2 separate regions of the Homo sapiens genome follow, and region 2 is linked to region 1. The links are chromatin loops, found by intact Hi-C in ENCODE. Cell type or tissue: endothelial cell of umbilical vein. All regions are shown on one strand.

Region 1 (8,000 bases):
GAGGTGTGCTGGGAGGATTTTCTGCTTCAGAATTCCCAGAATTCTACCTTAAGTGCCTTAACCTTCGAGTAAAGGTTCATTTCTCTAGGAGATCAGTTTTAAAAAGAAACCACCATAGAACCATTTGAGTCCACTATCAGTCATGAACATGGGGGAGTTTATTACATAGCAGACTTTCTTTTGAATCTTACAGTTGTTTAGGATGTTGGAAAGGTGAGTTTTGATAGAGAAATGGGCATAGGGGAAGCTTTGGGACCTGGGTTTTTGCCTAGAGAAGGCACCTTAGTGTGGGGTCGTGGGTAGCCAGAAGCCTAAGTGGTACACAGCAGAGCAAGAGTACTGGGGAGAAGATGGCAGTGGGAGGGTAAAGTTCACCACCGTAGCGTTGACTATGCCAAGTTCCAGGGCCAATGGCTCTGCAGAGAACTAGCAAGGTCATGGGAGTCAGAGTGGTACAAGGCAAAGAGGACAGGGAGCCAGGACCCTGGGGTGCTGAGGCCAGCTCTGTTAATGAGAGTCTCTGAGCAAGTTAATCTCCCTATGATGCCTCATCTACCACATATAAAGCTTGGCTGAAAATGTAATAATCTCTATGGTCTTTTTCAGCTCTAATACCACATGTGACTCTAGACTGTGCCACTAAGTGAATCTTGCTGTACCTAAGTGGGTGGCTTAGAGCTAAGAGGCTCTTGACTGGAGAGCAGGCGTGACCTGAGCCACTGATCTCTGCCCTCCACATTACCCCTTCTCCTCGCCTTAATTCTCTTGATGACCAAGGGAGCTTTTAGCCTCTCCTTCCCTCATTTATCCTTTTAAGCAAGAAAGGAGGGAGGCTGCATAAAGGCTTCCAGTAGCTCTCTCTCTCTCAGGATCCCAGGAGGGAGAAGATCAGAAATTAGCTAAGAGAGAACTGAGAAAAGTTTAGGTCCTAGACTACTAACTGCAGCAAGGATAAAATCTCATCTGGAGATGGCCTGAGGACTGACTACAAAGTCTAGGGGAACACACTGGGTCACAGGGGCTAAGACATTTAGCCTCTTGGTGCTTTGGTTTTTTCATCTTTAATGGGGACACAGGGGTAGACTAATATTTAATGGACCTCTATGTCGACAGTAACTAGGCTGGGTGCTTTAAGTATTATCTAATTTAATCTTCACAACAACCTCCTTTCAGGGGAAATATTATCTTCATCTTTTGGAGGAAAAACCAGCAGTGTAGAGGAGATAAATCACTTGCCCACTTATGCAGTTCAGTAGTAGTAAAGCTGGGCTGGGCGCGGTGGCTCACGCCTGTAATCCCAGCACTTTGGGAGGCTGAGGCAAGTAGTTCACCTGAGGTCAGGAGTTCAAGACCAGCCTGACCAATATGGTGAAACCCTGTCTCTACTAAAAATACAAAAATTAGCTGGGCGTGGTGGCATGTGCCTGTAATCCCAGCTACTCAGGAGGCTGAGGCAGGAGAATTGCTTGGACCTGGGAGGCGGAGGTTGCAGTGAGCCGAGATCACGCCACTGCACTCCAGCCTGGGTGACAGAGTGAGACTCCCTCTCAAAAAAAAAAAAAAAAAAAAAATACAACAACAACAAAAGAAGTAGTAAAGCTGGAATGCACACCAGGTCTGCATGACCCTAAGATTCAAAGCGGGTTTACCACATCCTGCTGCCATTTTCTGAGAAGTCTGATTTCGTCATCCTCCTGGCTCATTCAGCAGGCTCTGACGTGGAGGATGGGGAAGGGAGCTGATTGCCTCGGTCCAAGTCTCATTTATTAATTAGCCTGGCATTTGGGGCAACTTAACCTCTCTGAATTTTAGTTTCCTCATCTATATATAATGGAGGATTAGAATAGTTCTTACCCCATATATTTGTTGTGATGATTAAATAAAATTACATGTAATGGGTTTAAGTGCCTATGGCAAAGGCTCCATAAATTTTAGCTCTTATTATTAATAATATTATTATTCTTTTTTTTTGAGACAGAGTCTCACTCTGTCACCCTGGCTGGAGTGCAGTGGCACGATCTTGGCTCATTGCAACCTCCACCTCCTTGTTCAGGCAATTCTCCTGCCTCAGCCTCCCGAGTAGTTGAGATTACAGGCTCCCACCACCACACCTGGCTAATTTTTGTATTTTTTGTAGAGATGGGGTTTCGCCATGTTGGCCAGGCTAGTCTCGAATTCCTGACCTCAGGTGATCTGCCCCCCTCGGCCTCCCAAAGTGCTGGGATTACAGGTGCGAGCCACCACGCCTGGTCAATAATATTATTATTCTTAAACTGTATGCAAACAACATGCAAATAAATCCTGTGGCTCCCCTGGATCTGTGGTTGGATGGGTCTTCTGTTAAATTCCTGGTGGCTTCAAGTGCCACTAGTAAAAGCTAATAAGTCATCCCACCATCATCAGAAAAACCATCCTGATCCCAGCACTTTGGGAAGCAAAGGTGGGAAGATCACTTGAGGAGTATAAGACCAGCCTGGACAACATAGTGAGACCCTGTCTACACAAATGCATGCACTCACGCATGCGTGTGTTCCCCCCGCCCCCCCCACACAATTAGCTGGGTGTGGTGGTATACACCTGTGGCTCCATCTACTTGGGAGGCTGAGGTGGGAGAATTTCTTGAGCCTAGGAGGTAAAGGCTACAGTGAGCTATGATTGTGCCACTCACTCCAGCCTGGGCAACAGCGTGAGATCCTCCCTCTCTTTGACTCTCTCTCTCACACACACACACACACACACACACACACACACACAAAAGAAAAACCATCCTGACATTTCCACAATTCACAAGGAGGGTTTACAATATTTCATCATTTGATTAATACCCATGAAGTAGGGAACACAGGTATGCTGACCACCTTCTTCATATGTAAATCTTGAGTCACACAGATAGAAGTGGGACAGAAATCTTAAAAATTTTTGTAGAGATAGGGTCTTGCTATGTTGCCCAGGCTAGTCTCAAACTCCTGGCCTAAAGTGATCCTCCCGCCTCAGTCTCCCAAATTGTTGGGATTATAGGTGTGAGCCACTATGCCTGGCTCCCTTTTTTTAAAAAAAATTTCCAAGCCCAGACCTTTTATATACTGTATCATAGAGAATAAAACTGGGTGAGTTTTATGGAGAACTGGGTCTCAGTTTTATATATTATGTTATCTACACGTGTGTGTGTGTGTGTGTATGTGTAAATATATGCATATATATACATATATATGCATATGAATATGTAGATGGCTATATTAATGAGGTGTAGGGAGACCCCCTGAAACTATTGCTACGGAATAAAAGATGAAATGCTCCTGATTATTGTAAATACAAAATTGCATGCAGGATTGTGTAAAGACAATGCCAGGTTGGACTGCCAGAATGAGCCAACAGCGCGTGATGTGCTTCCCCCTGCAGAGAGCCTAAGAATGGACGTGCAGTCAGGGAGGTTTCACATCACCAAGATTCCTATCCCAGAAAAGCAGATGCTCATAGCTCTGGGAATGGAATGAGACCCTTGTGGAGAGTCTATAAATGGACGCATGGGGGGCGCCTGTCCATATGGATAAGATAGGGCTATAAATGCCCTCATCTTGCCACAGCTCTTCTAGGACTTTTTAGGGTTAAGGCATACTCCCTTCTGAGAATTTCTGGTCTACCCGATTGTCTAGCTTCACGTCCTGTTTCTATGGATTGTTTGTAACCAGCTTTTGCTGCAACTGTTACTGCTGATTAATATCTTGCTAATCATAGATTATGGAAAGACTGTGTTTCTGTTTTAAGGCTCTGTTAGAAATTACTGATGCACACACTATATTGTAAATTATTTGTATACTGTACTTCTACATACAAATGCACTGTACTTCTACATACAAATGTTATGTTAAAGAATTACTTCATCCCCATGTGACCATCTCACCTCATAATCAAACGACCCTAAATCCCTCACTAACCTACCCCCGCCCTCACTAAACTTAATAATAAATGCTGGTATATCCAGTGCATTGGTGGCACCGCGGGACCAAAAGGCGGTGACCCCCTGGACCCAGCTTTCACTATCTTGTGTGTGTCTATTATTTCTCAACCTGCCAATCCACCTAGGAACAAAGAGAGAGCCCCGTCGCATTGCGGGCTGCTGGCCAGATCCCGCACTAATGAGGGAAGGGCAAAGAACAGGCCCTGGAACTTTCCTGATTCAGGAAGGGAAGCATTCAAGCTAGGCTCTATGCCTGTCCCTCTGCAATTTTTAGAAATTTAATTTCTGGACTACAACTCAGAGTGACTCCCCAACTCTATCTAATTCAGCTCCTGGGCTGTATGTACCAGGACCAGGCCAAGTTCATTTCTCTCCCGCCGGCTTTCTGCAGGAACTGGCGTCCATCAAACCCCATTGAGTATTTGTTGAAATGCTCTCACTTTGGTGTGTTCCCTTCAAAAAGCTTACTCAATATGGGCTGCAGCTGATCTCTAGGAGCCAACAGGGTTGGTGTTGAGCACGAGGCTCTGGGGGGGCGATAATAAACATGTTTCCACGTCCCAGCTGTCCGCTTGACCACCTAGGTGCCCCCCTGCTGTTCCCACTCAAAACTCTGCTAGGCCTGCTGGCTGTGGAAGAGCAGCTGCCCGCTCTCCTGTCCATTCCACGACACAACAGCGGCCTCTTGTGGCCATCACCAGCTCTACAGGTACTATTGTCTGGTCTCAGTGGGTTTCAGGGTTTTCTTCATTCTTTCGATTTATACTTAGTGAGCTCTACTGTGTGCCAAGCATGGTCCTAGGCACTATGGACAGAGCAGTGAGCAGAACAAAGTCCTTGCTCTCCTAAGGGTGGGCAAGGTGGGCCTGAGAAGTGCTTCATGGCCAGTGTGGGGGCTTTGACTTTTATTCTGAGAAGCCATTGGAAGTTTCTGGGTAGAAGAGTACCACAATCTGACTTAAGAAAAGAAAAGGAAAAAACCCATGCTTGTGCCTGAGTCCTATCCCCAAAGATTCTGATTAGATTGGTCTGAGATATGGCCTGGAGATTAGAATTTCTAAAACTCTCCAGGTGTTTCTAATGTGCAGCCAAGGGTGGGATCACTCTGGTTTCTGGATAGAGAATGGACTAAAGGGGCCAAGGGAAGAAGCAGGAAGTATAGTTGGGAGGCTATTGCTATAATAGAGGTGAGACATGCGGCTGGCTCAGACCTCAGTGGAAACAGTGAAGGTGAAGAGAAGTGGTTAGATTCTAGATTTATCTTAAAGGTCGAACTCTCAAGGTTTGCTGATGGATTGGATGCAGGGTGAAAGAGAAAAGTGAAAAGTCAGGATGACTTCCAGAGTTTTACTCCAAGCAACTAGAAGGAGGCAGTTTCCATTTGCTAAGGTGGGGAAGACTGCAGAAGGACCAGGTTTCACCAGAGAGGGGAATCAGGAGTTCGATTTCATACATGTTAAGTTAGAGATGTCTATTTGAGATCCAAATAGAGATGCTGAAAGGGTGTGTTCAGGAGAAATGTTCAGGCTGGATATCTAAGTTTATGTGCCATCAGAGATGGTATTTAAAGCCTTATGGCTGGATGGGATCAGTTAGGGAGGAAGCAAAGATAAAAGAGAGAAGTCCAGGGAATCCCCCAGGGCACTCCAGTATAGGAAGGAAATAGGTAGAGAGTCAGGAGTGAGTGATGCTCCAGGAACCCAAGTGAAAAAGTGTTTTAAGAATGAAGGAGTTGTCAATAGTCACGAGCTGCTGACCGGCCAAGTAAGATGAGTACTGAGAACTGACCACTGGAATTAGCAGCCTGGAGGTCACAGAAGACCACAACATCATGGGAGGGTTTGGGAGAGGGGCAAGGGCCTCTTTGTAGAATGGGAGGAGAAGATTTGGGGACAGAGAGAATAAAAATTCTTTTGCAAAATTTCACTGTAAAGGGAGGGTGTTGGAGAACAGAATCAAGAAAGGTTTTTTTGTGTGTTTTAATATGAGAGAATTAGCATGTTTATATTTTTGTTGGAAGAGATCCTCCAGCACAGGAAAAAATGAGTAGATACTTTAATAGAAACAAACATTTATTAAGCACATTTTTATATTCCTGACACTGTTTAATGCTGCACATGAATTATTTTTCCTCACATTTCTTTCTCACTACAATCCTATGAGGAGGTTTTATTATTATTATTTTTAACTTTTAATTTTTGTGGGTACATAATAAGTGTATATATTTATGGGTTACATGAAATATTTTGATTCAGGCATGCAATATGTAGTAATCATATCTGGGTAAGTCCCCTCAAGCATTTATCCTTTGTGTTACAAACAAGCCACTCACACTCTTTTAGTTATTAAAAAGTGTACAACTAAATTATTTTTGATTACAGTCACCCTGTTGTGCTAGCAAATACCAGGTCTTATTCATTCTTTCTATATATATATATATTTTTTGAGATGAGTCTAGCTCTGTCACCCAGGGTGGAGTGCAGTGGTATGATCTCAGCTCACTGCGACTTCCACCTCCCGGGTTCAAGCAATTCTCCTGCCCCATCCTCCCAAGTAGCTGGGACTACAGGCACACACCACCACACCTAGCTAATTTTTTGTATTATAGTAGAGACAGGGTTTCACCATGTTGCCCAGGCTGGCCTTGAACTCCTGATCTCAGGCAATCCACCCACTTCGGCCTCCCAGAGTTCTAGGATTACAGGCATGAGCCACCATGCCCTGCCTCATTCTATCTTTTTTTTTTTTTTTTATACCCATTAGCCATCCCTACTTCCCTCTGTCCCCCACTACCCTTCCCAGCCCCTGGTAATTATCCTTCTTCTCTCTTTTTTTTTTTTTTTTGTTTTTTGTTTCTGAGACACAGTCTTGCTCTGTAGGAGATGGGTCAGACTGGTGGGAGAAACTATAGGGAAAGGAGCAGGCCTTCTGAAAGGTTGGAAGGATCTGCATAGCTTCGGGGGAGAATAGCTGAAGGCAGCTGTTCTCTGACCCTGAGGCAGAGGGCAAGGAATAGGTGCAAGGGAGTGTAGGGGAATTTATCTTGATCAAGCTTGTTTACTTATTGTTGACCAGGAACTGGCCTTTGATCATCCACCCGTGATGTTCCCTGAAAGGGGAACAATAAATGTTAATTACCTGCAGGTTGTGTTGGCTCCAGGTTTTCGGCACTGTGCCTACACTGAATAAAGCAAGCAGCTCCAGCTTCTCGGGGCTGCTCTCTGGCCACTACAGCCAGGCAGTCACCTAGCTGCTCTTATACTGCATACCTGTGTCTGAGTACTCATTTCATCTGTTGGCTAGGGTCTGCGGGACAGACCTGGTATTGCTCTGTTGCCCAGGCTGGAGTACAGTGGCATGATCTTGGCTCATTGCAACCTCTGCCTCCTGAGTTGAAGTGATTCTCATGCCTCGGCCTCCCAGGTAGTTGGAATTACAGGCATATGCCACCACGCCCAGCTAATTTTTGTATTTTTAGCAGACCCATGGTTTTGCTACATTGGCCAGGCTGGTCTCAAACTCCTGGCCTCAAGTGATCCACCCACCTTGGCCTTCCAAAGTGCTAGGAGTACAGGCATCAGCCACCACCCCTGGCCCATCCTTCTAATCTCTATCTCCATGAGTTCAATTGTTTTAATTTTCAGCTTTCACAAATAAGTGAGAACATGAAAAATTTGTCTTTCTGTGCCTGGCTTATTTTACTTAACATAATGATTGAGGAGGCTCTATTATTATCTTCAATTTATAGACAAGGGAGCCTGAGCTTTGAGAAAGAAACTAACATTTCCACAGACACATAGCCAATAAAATGGGAGAGCAGACGTTCTGCCCTGGAATCCCCTTCAGAGCTAGAGTCCTTAACACCTGCCCTGCACAGCCCAGCCATCAGCCTTCCAGCACACTCTTTTAAATGCCTGAATTTTTGGTGCTCAGCTAGAAGGGATGAAATGACTCAAAAGACCATCAAAGAAATCAACAATCAAAAGTAATCATGATGACAGCACTATCTTATAAAGTCCCCAAGTGTCTAGAAAAGCTTCCA
Region 2 (8,000 bases), 100 kb before region 1:
ATACTCTATAACCCGGTAGTCTGAACCTTAGCTACACATTAGAATCACCTGTGGACCATTAAAAGCTCTGGATGCTTAACCTGCATCCCAGACCAATTAAGTCAGAATCTCTGGGAGTCAGACTCAGCCATCCCTACATGATTCCAATTTGTAGCCAAGTTTGAGAGAACCACTGCTCCAACATGGCTCTCAGGGCTCTAAAATCCTGCTAAGGTTTCTTTTTGTCCAAGCGGTAGGTCCTCTATTGTTCCACTAGGTGGCACCTTCCAGCAAACTTCAGTGGGTCCAGAGAAGTCGCTTCTAGGTCTAACTGCAAGGAATGAATTCATGAAGCAGGGCTTGGTGGTCTTTGCTGCCAACGAGGGGTCTGCACTCTTGACAAGAAGGCTGAACTTGTTTAACAACTTGCTGGTGAGTGCTGGAGCCACAGATGGTTGATTCATCCCTGTTTAAAAAGGTGAGGCTGGGCTGGACGCAGTGGCTTACGCCTGTAATCCCAGCTACTTGGGAGGCTGAGATAGGAGAATTGCTTGAATCTGGGAGGCGCAGGTTGTGGTGAACTGAGATCGCGCCACAACACTCCAACCTGGGCGACAGAGCGAGACTCTGTCACAATAAACAAACAAAATAAAAAGGTGAAGCTTGAAGAGAGATGTCTCTATCTCTTATGACTGGGTTCACCTCTTCACGGATGCACTCTGGTCTCTTCCCCCACCCCCACCCATCTCTCCAGCAGGATTGATAAACTCCTCTCAAAAGTTCTCAAGGAGCCCCATTATGTGCAGTAGTGTTCTTTTTATCTGGATAGTTAACAACACCCTGATTTTCTTTGAAGATTCACCCTTCTGCATCTCAGAACTTAGCCAATCAGAGCAGTAACCCCCTTCAGCTGCAGTGATTGGTCCAGGGACGGAATCTGAACAATCGAGGTTCAATTCCGTGGCTTTTGTATAGAGGCTATCAAGAAAGTAGTGGCTTCTTCCAGCGGATTGTTGCGAGCTGGATGTGAGCCCCACCGTGAGGCGTGTATTGGACCTCTTGACTCGGCTCCTCCGCACCTTCTCCCCACCCCAGGGAGGCGGTGTAGACTACATCAGTGGGCTTCCTTGCTCTATGTTTTCCTGTTGGGTTTAGCCCTTGAGGAGCCAGGGCAGGATTTCAGAGGGAGGGAGAAGAGCCAGGTCAGAGCATTTCTTTCCCCCGCCATTCCCTTGCTGCAACTTTGCCGCAGGCTGTCTGTGTCCTCCACAAAAGTCCATGGCTCCCATCGCGCAGGCTTCTTGAAACAGTCCTCCCTTTCTAGATTCCAATAACTGCCCCTTTCCTCACCCTTCAGGGCTAGGGCTGGACATCACACGCTGTTTCTGGCCCCATGGTACTGCCCCGTCCCTCATGGTTACACTATACCCTGCCCCATTTTCCTCCTATTAAACTCTCTTCCAATGTTCCAGTGTGAGAGTGCCATTCGTTTCCTGCAGACCCTAACTCAATCAAGGGAAAAGCTTCTTGAGAACCTGAAAACAGTCCCAACACAGGGGAAAGTGGAGCTGAGAGATCAACCAGTTACCCAAGCCAACCCCTGATGTCATCCATGCCTCCGGGTCAACTCCCCTCCCACATTCAAACAATTACCTAATAATGCTGGTTTTATTGCCTAATAAATTTTAAATGTATCCCTTCCCCTCTAGGCCTATTATATGAGACATATTTCAGGTGCCTGTAAGATGAATCCTTGAGCAGAAACCTGCTACTTATAATGACTCCGTTTTCTACTTTGTAGACAGCCTCCACCCTCATTTCTGGGCTGGTCCTTGACCTATGACTTTCCTGAACTGTCCTAAGGCAAGTTCAAAAGGATGAGCTGAGCCATTCAGATTCTATCTCAGAAATTGGAATCCAGTGACACAGAGGGAAGAAGGCAGCTGGTGGTGGCCTCTGAAGGTGGCAGTTCAGGTAGCACAAGGGTGGAGATTACTCTTGGGCCACACTGAAGGAGAAGATATGGGAAGGCAGAAACCAGGAGTAACAGAGGAAGTGCTTCAGTCAAAAGAAGCCAGTGCAGCCCAAGTATGGGAGGCAGGGATGCTGAGAGAGAAAACTGAAAGAGAATCACCTTGCCTCCTGGTTTTCCAGTTCCAGTTCTGGTTTCTGGGATGCCTGACTAGACTGAAGCCCCTGCCTTGGAGTTTACGCCTTCCCTGACGTTATGAGTGACTCTGTCACTTACGACCAAAGGAGCCCTGGCCTTGATACTTGATACTCTTGACTCAAAGTCCAAGTTGTAGCCATTACCATCTCTCGCTTGAATTGTTGTATCTCTCACTCCTAACTCCTCTGCCATTTCTGTCCTGCATTCCCTAACATTCATCCTCTCCACTGGAGTGACCATTCTGGGATGCCAACTTGCCATGTTGCTTCCCTCTGGAGGTTTATTGTCCTCACAGTAAAGTCCGAGTTGCTGGCCTTACACTTTATACAAAACTGCTAGTCGCTCATTACCTTAATAATGCTATTTCTCACCCCCATGCCTTTGCTCATGCTGTTTCCTCCTCCAGGAATACCCTTCACATCCTCTTGTACTGATGAATTCTTACTCAGCTTCAATGCCATCTCCTCTTCCATCACTTCTTCACTTTCCCATCCAGTTTGACTAAGAACTCCTTCCTCTTTTTTTCTCATACTACTGTGTATATTCCTATTTTAGCATTATATACTAATAAAGATGAGGGTGATGATGTTGGCTAACATTTATGGACCTCTTATTACATACCAAGTGCTAACTAGCACCTTACAGATGTCTTCTCTTTTAATCCTCATTGAAACCCCATGAAGTAGTTCTTTTATTATTCCTACTTCTCAAAAGAGAAAACTGAAGCAAAGATGTCAGGTGACTTGCCCAAAATCACACAGATAGAATGTGGTTGACTCAGGTCTATTGTTCCTTTCTTTTTTTAAAAAACTAACAGTTTAATTGAGATATAATTCACATGTCATACAATTAATTTACGCATTTAAAGTGTACAAGTCAATGTCTTAATATATTCACAGCTGCGTGCAACCATCAACATAATCAATTTTAGAACATTTTTATCACCACAGAAGAAACTCATACCCATTGATTACTCATTGTTTTAATGCTGCTCTTAGCAGCTGGTGTGGTGCCTAGCACATAGTATCTGTTCGACCAGCACTTGTTGAAGAATGGATAGCTACCATATCTTAGAAGACAGGGAAAGGTGCAAGAGAGAGGCTCTTGAGGCAACGCGTCTGTCATTTCAACATCAATTAAGAGATTTGCCTGATTCTTTTGTTTATTTATTTTATACTATTTTCCTTTCTTTCTTCTTTTTTTTGCTCAGTCACCAGGATGATGACAAGTGACAGTACAGTGGTGTGAACAAGGTTCACTGCAGCCTTGACCTCCTGGGCTCAAGTGATCCCCCTGTCTCAGCCTGTGTAGCTGGGGCTACAGGTGCACGCCACCATGCCTAGCAAATTTTTTGATTTTTTTGTAGAGACAGGGTCTCACTTTGTTGTCCAGGTCATCTCGAACTCCTGGGCTCAAGCAATCCACCTGCCTCAGACTCCTAAAGTGCTGAGATTACAGGTGTGAGCCATTACATCTGGCCCTATTTTTCCTTAGTAACAGCCCCCACTTACTGGTGGAGGTGTGTTGTAGATATAGGAGTCTGCTCTTACCATTTGCTCAGGGTTTTTTTACATCTCTGTGGCCCCAGGGAATTTCTCATCCTCACATTTGAGTTCTGGGATATTGCTGGTGATAATCTAGGTGCTGGGTATTTGATTTTGATTTTCAGTGGGAGAGAGTAAAGCCAGATTGCTTCTACTCCACCATTTTGGTGACATCACTCTCTACCACTGATTAAGTATTTTTTATGTGTGAAACCTTACAGTGTGTGATCTGTATATATTATTAGCTTATTAAGCAACAAAACCTGGAGATAGATATTATTGTATCCATAACACAAATGAGGAAACCAAATGTATTAGTTCATTTATGTTACCATAACAGAATACCGGAGACTGGGTATCTGTGAAGAAAATAGGTTTACTTTGGCTCAGGGTTCTGCAGGCTGTACAGGAAGTGTGGTGCTGGCATTCATTCCTAGTGAGGCCTCAGAAAGCTTTCAAACGTGGTAGAAGGGAAGGGGAGCTGGTGTGTCACTTGGCAAGAGAGGGAGCAAGAGAGAGAGGAAGGAGGAGCCAGGCTCTTTAAACAGCCAGCTCTCTTGTGAACTCCTAACCATGGGGAGGGCACCAATCCATTCATGAGAGATCTGCCCCCACTAGGCACACCTCCAGCATTGGAGGCCATATTTTTCTTTTTCTTTTTCTTTTCTTTTTCTTTTTTTTTTTGAGACAGAGTCTCGCTCTGTCACCAGGCTGGAGTGCAGTGGTGCGATCTCTGTTCACTGCAATCTCCTCATCCCGGGTTCAAGAGATTCTCCTGCCTCGGCCTCCTGAGTAGCTGGGACTACAGGCACCTGCCACCATGCCCGGCTAATTTTTTGTATTTTTAGTAGAGATGGGGTTTCACCATGTTGGCCAAGATGTTCTCAATCTCCTGACCTCGTGATCTGCCTGCCTCTGCCTCCCAAAGTGCTGGGATTACAAGTGTGAGCCACTGTGCCCAGCCTGGAGGCCATGTTTCAACATGAGATTTTGAGGAGACACACATTCAAACCATATCCCCAAGACTCAGGGATTTCATTTGTCTAAAGTCAAACAACTAGTAATCAGCATCATCCTAATATTAAGTAAACAACTACTACCTTTAATAGAAGATTTAACCATGCTTAGATACTATGCTAAGTTCTTTATGAACATCACCTCATTGACTCATTTATGCATTCAACAGATATTTATTGAGTACCTACCACAAGCCAGGCATTGTAACAGATGTTAGGGATTGGGTGGTGAGCAAGCAGATGTTCACCCAGGATTCACAGTCTAGTGGTGGAAAAGGCATTGTAGAAATGAGCACATGAATAACAACTACATTAGATGGGAGGAAGAAGAAAAGACCTGTTGGCTGTTAGGGGAAGATCTGGTATTAGAAGCCACTACTCCTTGAATCCAGGTCCAACATTTTCTGCAAAGTTATACTAGCGTGATTCCTCTAGGATGTTTTCCTAGTGGGACATTGGGTTTGCCAATGGCTCTCTGAGCTGCTTGTCCCTGTAGGAAGTTCCTGCCACCTACTGAATGCATGTTCATATACACACATACACTCAGTGGGAGCTACACTGCCCATGCCCTCATCTGCACAGCTTGCCTAGGGAAAAACCAATGCTGTGGGCTTTGCAAATGTCTTATCCTCAGCTGGGGGATTTGCGTTTGAAAAACACTTCTCTGTATATGGGGCTGGATCTTGCTTTTATTACATAAATGATCCTGGAGATCACTTCATATAAATACATAGAGATCATTCCCATTCTCTTTTTCAGCTGCAAGTACTCCACAGTGTGAATGAATCAGGTTCAGTCTCCTATGGATGGACATTTGGAGTTGTTTTCAATCTCTGGCTATTAAAATAACATAATAATGAATAATCTTGTGTGCAGCTTGTTCTGTAGTGTGGAGGTGAATCTTCAGGAGAGATTCCTAGAAGTGGAAGTTGCTGGATTAAGGGATAAACACATCTTCAATTGTAAAGCTATCCTTTTGCACTCCTACAAGCAGTGTAGGAGAGTGCCTGGTTCTTCACAGCCTAGGCCCACACAATATTTTTTAAAGCATGCATTTTATATAAAAATTCACACTCCTGGTTTCTCTTAAAAATTGCAAGATCTATAAAAATTACACACACACACACACACACACACACACACACACACACACACACTGCAAGATCTGGCAACACTAGGCCTGTTTTCCTGCATGGCAATAACAAGCTAGGGCTGAGTGGTCGCCATAGCTCTGTGGGTCTTAGACGTTTCAACTGATCCAATTCAGCCCCTTCATCATGAAGATGAGAAAGGTCTACAGATTCATAGAGGCAGCTGAGTGGAAGTTAACTCCCAGTCTCTTGCATCAAGTGACCTCCAGAGTAAGTACAAAAGGGATGGGTAGCAAGGGAGGGTAAGTGTATAAAAGCACTGACAATTCAGCATTAAAATTGAAATTGTTTTTAGCATTTACTGAGCTCAGTAAATACATTGCACCACACTGTAGTTAGTTAAAGTGTGACTAATCCACATAGAGCAGAGTAACAAATTGGTTTCTATTTCTTCTGAGCAACCATAAAGAGGGCTAATGCCATAGCAGGAGGATCTGGGTTATGTATTCATTCATTCCCTCATTCATCAAACATGAACTGTGTGCCAGCCCCTGATCTAGGCACTGGGAATTTAAAGACAAACAAGCACTCGAACACAGGGATCTAAACACACAAGTATGGAAAAAACTTGATATAATGCAATAAGGGTTTTATTGTAGGAATGTACTACAGCCTGCTATGAAAGCCCAGAGAAAGGAACTTCTAATTCTGCTAAAGGGCACATGGAAAAGCTCACAAGGGAGGTGATGTTTGGGAGGATCCTAAATGATGCATAGGTGTTTGCTAAGAAAAAAAAGGGACATGGGAGAGACTTTCTTGAAGATAAACAATGTTCAAAGACAGAACGTGACAGAAAACCAGCTTAAAAAAGATTTGGGCATAAAAAAGAGGAAAAGGATGACAGAAATTTGCTGTCTTACTTAATTGAAAAGTCCAGGGACTTCGCAAGTGCTGTGAACTTCATGTGTTTAAAGGATGCCATCAAACCACAATCTCTCTCTCTCTCTCTGTCTCTCTCTCTCTCTCTCTCTCTCTGTCTTTCTCTCTCAACTCTTCTTCTTACTCATGATTTTTGCCCTCAGGCAGGCCACTCTCTCCAGATGACAGGCACCTGCCAGCAGCTCTAGGTTTACATTATCCCGACAGCTAGCAATGCCAGGGGAAATTTCTCTTTCTCAATAGCTTCACTAAAAATCTCATTCCGAGTTTCACTGGCTAGGTCTGGGTCACTTGCTTACCCCCAGAATAAGGAGTGAACTCTCACCTAAGTCTTCGAGTTCTGAGAGTAGGGCAGAATGAGTCTCAAAGGAAAATTAGAGTCCTGTGTTCAGAGGAAGGATGGATGGGTGCTGGGTAGGCAAAATCATCAGATCTGGAAACAGTGGTGGATTGAGAGTACATCTGTCTCATTAGTGATGGAAGAGTCTCTTCATTTATGAAGGAGGAAGTTGAGTCTCAGAAAAGCAAAGTGACTTATCTATAGTCACACAGCCTGACAGCAGCAGCGTCCGGGAGGAGTCCTAGTTCCCTGAATCTGAATCCCAGGACCTTCGTGCAGTGAGCATTCCCTTATCTGAGGAGGCAAAGGTGCCTTGGAGAGGGATGTGGGTGCTTCCAGGAACCCCTGGAATCACTTGCTCTGTGGCAGATCCATCAGCCTGCAGGCCCAGATGCAACACCATCTACCCCAGACATGTGCCTGATATTTGGCCTAGGCCTCATAATAGCATTGCAACAGGTTCCTGGGCCCAGGGACTGAATGACTCAAGGGCACCAAGGCCTACTTAAGGCAGTTAAGAGTGGGTGACAAGACAAACGGAAAGTAAGGAAGCAAAGTGGGGTGGTGGGAAACTGAGGCTGAAGATGGGGCAAGGAAGGGGGAGGAGCTTTGAATGGGGCGGGAAAAGAGCTGCTCAGGCCAGAAGAGTTCAGTCAATGTCCTGTTTTCTATAGTAGTCACCCAATTTGTATGTGTATTTTAAAAATTCTTTTTTGGCAATGTGATATATGCCTAAGGTTATATAATTAAACAATGAAGAAAGCTTATAATAAAAAGCATCTGCCTTCCACCTCCTGCACCCTCGCGTATCCTGTTCCCCAGAAACCACTGATTTTCCACGGTTCTGCTTTTAGCCTTGGCTAATATTTATGGAGCACTTGTCATGTGCCAATCTCTTTGTGTACATCATTTCTTTAAGTG

Evidence for each region. Hi-C counts contacts between places; a loop is a spot of excess contacts. Peaks named below come from ENCODE experiments on the same cell type or tissue, not always from the same donor. Only the 100,000 strongest peaks of a DNase experiment are listed, where the experiment ranks them.
Region 2: it touches region 1 in a loop (7-fold over the local background); 102 of 110 quality-filtered maps call a loop at or near these places.

The regions. Positions count from the first base shown.
Region 1 is chr5:154,069,130-154,077,129 of GRCh38, reverse strand. No RefSeq gene overlaps it. Among named protein-coding and RNA genes, the nearest start is that of MFAP3, 34 kb to the right of the region's middle. RefSeq lists an enhancer at 4,687-4,736. In endothelial cell of umbilical vein, a CTCF peak has its summit at 4,652 (motif pointing left); a DNase peak (open chromatin) is centred at 4,639; H3K27me3 peaks cover 145 bases.
Region 2 is chr5:154,172,550-154,180,549 of GRCh38, reverse strand. It overlaps LOC124901118 (a long non-coding RNA gene), which reads left to right. Exons shown (of 2, transcript XR_007059010.1): 2 at 5,469-5,570. Among named protein-coding and RNA genes, the nearest start is that of GALNT10, 14 kb to the left of the region's middle. In endothelial cell of umbilical vein, a CTCF peak has its summit at 244 (motif pointing right); DNase peaks (open chromatin) are centred at 269 and 4,119; H3K27ac peaks cover 600 bases; H3K27me3 peaks cover 534 bases.